Linked DNA regions of Homo sapiens: region 1 is linked to region 2. Evidence: chromatin loops called from intact Hi-C (ENCODE). Cell type or tissue: psoas muscle. All regions are shown on one strand. Links, peaks and the distances in the headings refer to the core of each region. The heading gives the core; the rest is flanking DNA. Region 1 overlaps ASXL2 (ASXL transcriptional regulator 2). Region 2 has its middle 28 kb from the start of GAREM2.

Region 1 (2,817 bases), core at 230-2,729, 290 kb before region 2:
GGCTAACACATGTCTTGAAGTATCTTTTAATCTATGGGTTTCTCTCACTTTTTCTTCCAATTTACTTAGAGAAAAAACTAGTAAACTGTATTGTAGTTACACACATTCTGTATTTTGCTAATCGTATGGTCCTCTGTCCCTTGCATTTCCTGAAAATTAGAATCGAAATCTAGAGGCTTGCTCAGATTCAGATTTTATTTTAGCAAGAAAACTTCATAGGCTTATGGTATACTTCCTACCACACCACATCAGAACACACAAAACATCTATGATCTCTTTTTTGAGATGCTAAGATATATCAGTGGGATAGATGTGGTCTATCTGATCCACTTATTATAAAGTTTCCCATCAGCATTTCAATCTAATTGTTTTAGCAGCCACCGATGATCACTATCTCCATCATTTTATTTAGGGGCTGGAAAGTGCTGATAGTCTATCGTTCCTTTTTCATTTATAAGCCAGAGTCCTTCTAAAAATAGATGCTTTCCACTATCTATTTGGTTACCCGAGGTACAATTCATATTAAAAAAGCAGGATAAGGCTGCATGCGGTGGCTCACGCCTGTAATCCCAGCAGGCCAAGGCAGGTGGACCACCTGAGGTCAGGAGTTTGAGACCAGCCTGGCCAACATGGTGAAACCTCATCTCTACTAAAACTACAAAAATTAGCCAGGTGTGGGGGCGCATGCCTGTAATCCCAGCTACTCCGAAGGCTGAGGCAGGAGGCAGGAGAATCACTTGAACCTGGGAGGCGAAAGTTGCAATGAGCCAACATTGTGCCACTGCACTCCAGCCTGGGCAACAAGAGCAAAACTCCTTCTCCAAAAAAAAAAAAAAAGAAAGAAAGAAAAGGGCAGGATAAGTAACTTATTTTTGTATTTACTGTTTTCAGAATAATTAGCTGGTTTTCTGGCATGCTCCAAAGGTGATTTGATTTCTGTTTCAAATACCACTATTAATATGAGTATCATTTTATAAAGCAGCATTATGGATTTAAATATACTTTTGTGCTTTAATTACTGTATTTCCTCACTTGTGAATTGGCTATTCATTGGCTATTGTCCACTTATATACCATTTGTGAGAGCTCTCTAATTTACATTAAATATATTGAAACATTTACTGTCACATTTACTACAAACCCTTTCTTCCAGTTTATTCTTCATCTTTTTATCACTATTGATTTTCCATTAAAGTTTTTATTAATTTTATGTATTGTAACTGACTGGTCTTTTCTATTTCTTTAAGCATGTTTACACTTAAATGTAGCTTCCCTCCCTTTGATAGCTTAATACTTTTTCTGTATTCGTTTACATTTAACTCTTATAATTCACATAAGAAAAAGTGCATGGGCCGGGCTCAGTCATGACCAGCCTGGCCAACATGACCAAACCCTGGTTCTACTAAAGATACAAAAATTAGCTGGGTATGGTGGCACACGCCTGTTATCCCAGCTACTCGGGAGGCTGAGGCACGAGAACCGCTTGAGCCTGGGAGGTGGGGGTTGCCATGAGCCGAGATCGTGCCACTGGACTCCAGCCTCGGTGACACAATGAGACTCTGCCTCCCCCACCAAAAAAAGAAAGAAAATGTGCATGGATAGAAATGAGAAGAATGTGCAGACACACTAGGAAAAAACCAAGAGGGAGAGAATGAGGGAAAAAAACCCTTTCTTGGCCACATATATTACTGAGCAAACATGCTGTATGAACCATTACATTATCTTCCACAAGCGGAAATGACTACAGTAGTTTTGCAAAACTGTTAGCTTACGTTAACCACAGGAGGGCAGTGTTTATCAAACAAACCTCATTCCACTGAACTGCTCATGGAAACTTTAAAGTACAATTTTTAGAAACTACTTTATGACAATATGAATAACCACTCAGAATAACTAAAATCAACACTACATAGATTTAAAGCTAGATTTTTAAAGGGTGCTTAATATATTTACTTCTTAGCTTGTAGATTCCCAATTCAGTTAATAAAAAGGATTTAAAAATTATATTTTCTAACACTCGAGAATAACTGAGTTGCCTCTAAGATTCAAGTTTGATTCTAGCCTAAATAACGGGAATATTTCAATTACTATTACATTATGAGTTCATTCCAGATATACAGATGTGCAGAGTCTGAATTTTGTATAATCTATATGACTGCTACATTTTAAATGTCCAAATAAGTAACACAGTGATCTATATATAAAGTTCTATCAGTGTTAAAAGGCTCATTTACTGCCCAAAAGCTTTAATTAGGGTAACTTGTGCCATACCAGTAAATCAGATCAGCCAATATAGAGTGAGAAGAGATGAGGGCTTCTGCTATAGAACAATATATCAACGTTTAAGAGCCAGAGAAGAAAAACTAGGAAATAAACTAAATGACCAGAGAGATGAGAAGAAAACCAGAAAACACTGCTGTTTCAGAAAAGACAAAAGTATTCTAAGGTTTAGGTGGTCAACAATGTCAAATGCTGCCTAGAAGCTGAGATAACAACAGAAATGTATCCCCTGTATTTGTCAACAAAGGGATGTTTAATTAGCTTTGTAAATTCGGATTCCACTTAATGCGGAGGGAAGAAATCAGATGTGAGGGGATTTAGCACTGACTGGGAGTCTAAAGGTAGTAATAGGGGATTAAAACAACTCTTTCTAGGACAATAAAGGAAACAGAACATGTGGAATTGAGGAATAATTGTTTTGTCAAATGAAGTTGCACTGAACCAGCATAAGGGAGACCCAAATATCCCTGCATATCCCATCTTCCCCCTTTCCACCATGAGTGGCAAGTAATTTCACATACGGTTTTTGACAAATCCC
Region 2 (2,817 bases), core at 163-2,662:
TTCACATCTATGATTACACAAAAGCCCCAGAGGAGTCTCACACAAATTACAATTTGAGAAAGGTGGCCCTATGCTATTTTCCCAAGGCCAGCCCGAATCCCACCAGCAGGTATATTCCCCACTTCTGAGCAGAGCAGTTGCCTTTCTCTTCTAAATCCCGAGAAGAATACATTTGGCCTGCTTTTCCGTTGGGCATTTATTGCCTACTTCCTTGTTTGTGGTTAACTGGCTTATCTCTTTAATGGATTGTGAGCGAGTGGTGGGCAGGGACTCTAGTCCTTTTTGTGTTTTCACAAATCTTATTGCATTGCTGTCCACGCAGCAGGTGCTCAGAACATGCAGTGAGTGAACCGGTGACGTTCCTTCAGCTTCCCTCTCCCATCACATTCAAGCAGGGGATGCAGCGGCCTCCTTTTCCCCACCCCCACTTCCATACATTCACAGTCCCATCTTGATTCAAAGGCAACTTCAATTATAACTTTTAGTCTGGGCACAGTGGCTCACGCCTGTAATCCCAGCACTTGGGAGGCCGAGTCTGGTGGATCACTTGAGGTCAGGAGTTTGAGACAAGCCTGGCCAACATGGTGAAACCCTGCATCTACTAAAAATATAAAAATTAGCCTGGTGTGGTGGCACGTGCCTGTAATCCCAGCTACTTGGGAGGCTGAGGCAGGAGAATCACTTGAACCTGAGATAGGTATTAGTAAGCCGAGATCATGCCACTGCACTCCAGCCTGGGCAACAGAGCAAGACTGTCTCAAAAAAAAAAAAAGAAAGAAAGAAAAAGAAAAAAGGCGGGGCCTGGTGGCTCATGCCTGTAATCTCAGCACTTTGGGAAGCTGAGGTGGGAGGATCACAATGTCAGGAGTTTGAGACCAGCCTGACCAACATGGTGAAACCCCGTCTCTACTAAAAATACAAAAATTAGCCAGGCATGGGAACGCATGCCTGTAATCCCAGCTACTCAGGAGGCTGAGGCAGGAGAATCACTTGATCCTGGGAAGCGGAGGTTGCAGTGAGCCGAGATCACACCACTGCACTCCAGCCTAGGCAACAGAGTGAGACTCCGCCTCAAAAAAAAAAAAAAAAATTTAAAGTTCAAATTTATTCTTACTACTTCCGGGTATTGGATACATTAGTTGACTCCTGTGAATCATTTCCTTGTCTCTAAAGGAGATGGACTCGAAAGCTCTCCAACAGTTCAATGGAAATATTCTACAATTCTGTAGTCCACCTTGCTGGATTAGCCAGGACTCCAATACCCCAACTCTTGTGGGGTTGGCAGTGGGGCTTGCATGGAGAAACTATAAATTAAACGTAGGGTCGCTCCGCCACCGTGTGACCAATGCTGGAAACTGCATTTCTTCAGTGTGCCATGAGAGATTTCTCAAAAGCCCATCAAGATTTTAGGGTAATATATAGCCACACAAAATTAAATGATCTCTCCCTACCCCCACCAGCATGGCAGACACGGAATTTTAAAAGTATAAACCTACAAAGATAAAAATTAGGGAGCAAGAGACATCAGCAAGTGAGAATTAAAATTTTTATGTATGTAAATATTAGTCTTTAAAAAATGGAAGATGGAAAACAGAGCTAACTGACGTGGAGCATAAGTTACAACCTCATTGTTTTCAAAGGGGGATGTCGATAAGAAGTGGGTATATTTTCTCTGATGGGATCCCAAGAGTTCCAGGATTTATAGGTACCAGTTACCATGGACAACTGAGGCATATGGCAATGGGCTAAAAATGGAGCAAGGAAATAACGGATCCCAAGTGTCCCTTCCCACCCCTCACAGCCAGGAGTTGCTGTCACCCCTCTTCAAGCCTTATTATTTGCAGAAATGAAACTATAGAGGCTTCAGATGTGAGGCCACCAGGCCCAGAGAGAGGTGGAGGTGAGTCATAGTATCAAAAACAAGGAATGAAGTGGACGCCTGTCTTGAATAATGGGCTCCTAAGCTTCTTTCCTTCATTCTTCCTTCCCTTTCCCAGAATTTTAGCAGCCAAATACATGTACTCAGGCAGAAGATTAGGAAGTCCTTCTGTCACATGGAAGTTCACCAACAAAAAGGCCCCTTATAGCAGATTCCTCCAGTTCTGAGGACATATAAACACATACAAAGTTTCCAATCTACCAAAACCGTATATACGAAATCAGTCAACATAAAGAAAAGTATAGGAAAATTAATAACAATCTACAGAAAAAAATAGCCGGGCATGGTTGCACACACCTATAATCCCAGCCACTCAGGAAACTGAGGTAGGAGAATTGCTTGAACCCAGGAGGTGGAGGTTGCAGTGAGCTGAGATTGTGCCACTGCACTCCAGCCTGGCAACAGAGCAACAACGTCTCAAAAAATAATAATAATAAAAATAAATAAAATAAATAAAAATAACAATCCACATACCTGACACCCAGATTGAGTCAGATATTCAGTTCTTCATGTTGACATAAAAGAGACAGTAAAACAACTAACAAACATAAAAAGGAGACTTCAGGGGAAAAAAGGTAAGGAAAACCAAAGAAAAACCCCAAACTCACTTTAAGCAATATTTTTGAATGACATGGGATCCATAAATTAAGAATAGGATGCTATAAAAAAGAACAAATAATGAAAAAATGATCTCTAAAATAAAAACTATCCACTGAAATAAAATGATTCAAGAGAAGAATAGGCCAGGCACAGTGGCTCCTGCCTGTAATCCCAGCACTTTGGGAGGCCCAGGCAGGCAGATCACTTGAGGACAGGAGTTTGAGACCAGCCTGGCCAACATAGTGAAACCCCGTCTCTACTAAAAATACAAAAATTAG

Evidence for each region. A loop is a pair of places that touch in the nucleus more often than their neighbours do. Peaks named below come from ENCODE experiments on the same cell type or tissue, not always from the same donor. Only the 100,000 strongest peaks of a DNase experiment are listed, where the experiment ranks them.
Region 1: a loop joins it to region 2, with 18 times the contacts of the local background. A loop is called at or near these places in 38 of 110 quality-filtered maps.

The regions. Positions count from the first base shown.
Region 1 is chr2:25,850,326-25,853,142 of GRCh38, forward strand. The region is part of intron 1 of ASXL2 (ASXL transcriptional regulator 2); the gene reads right to left. Among named protein-coding and RNA genes, the nearest start is that of ASXL2, 27 kb to the right of the region's middle. In psoas muscle, for the core only: a CTCF peak has its summit at 1,784 (motif pointing right); no DNase peak of the experiment used is centred there; H3K4me3 peaks cover 510 bases; H3K27ac peaks cover 2,247 bases.
Region 2 is chr2:26,143,935-26,146,751 of GRCh38, forward strand. No RefSeq gene overlaps it. Among named protein-coding and RNA genes, the nearest start is that of GAREM2, 28 kb to the right of the region's middle. In psoas muscle, for the core only: a CTCF peak has its summit at 1,331; a DNase peak (open chromatin) is centred at 1,307.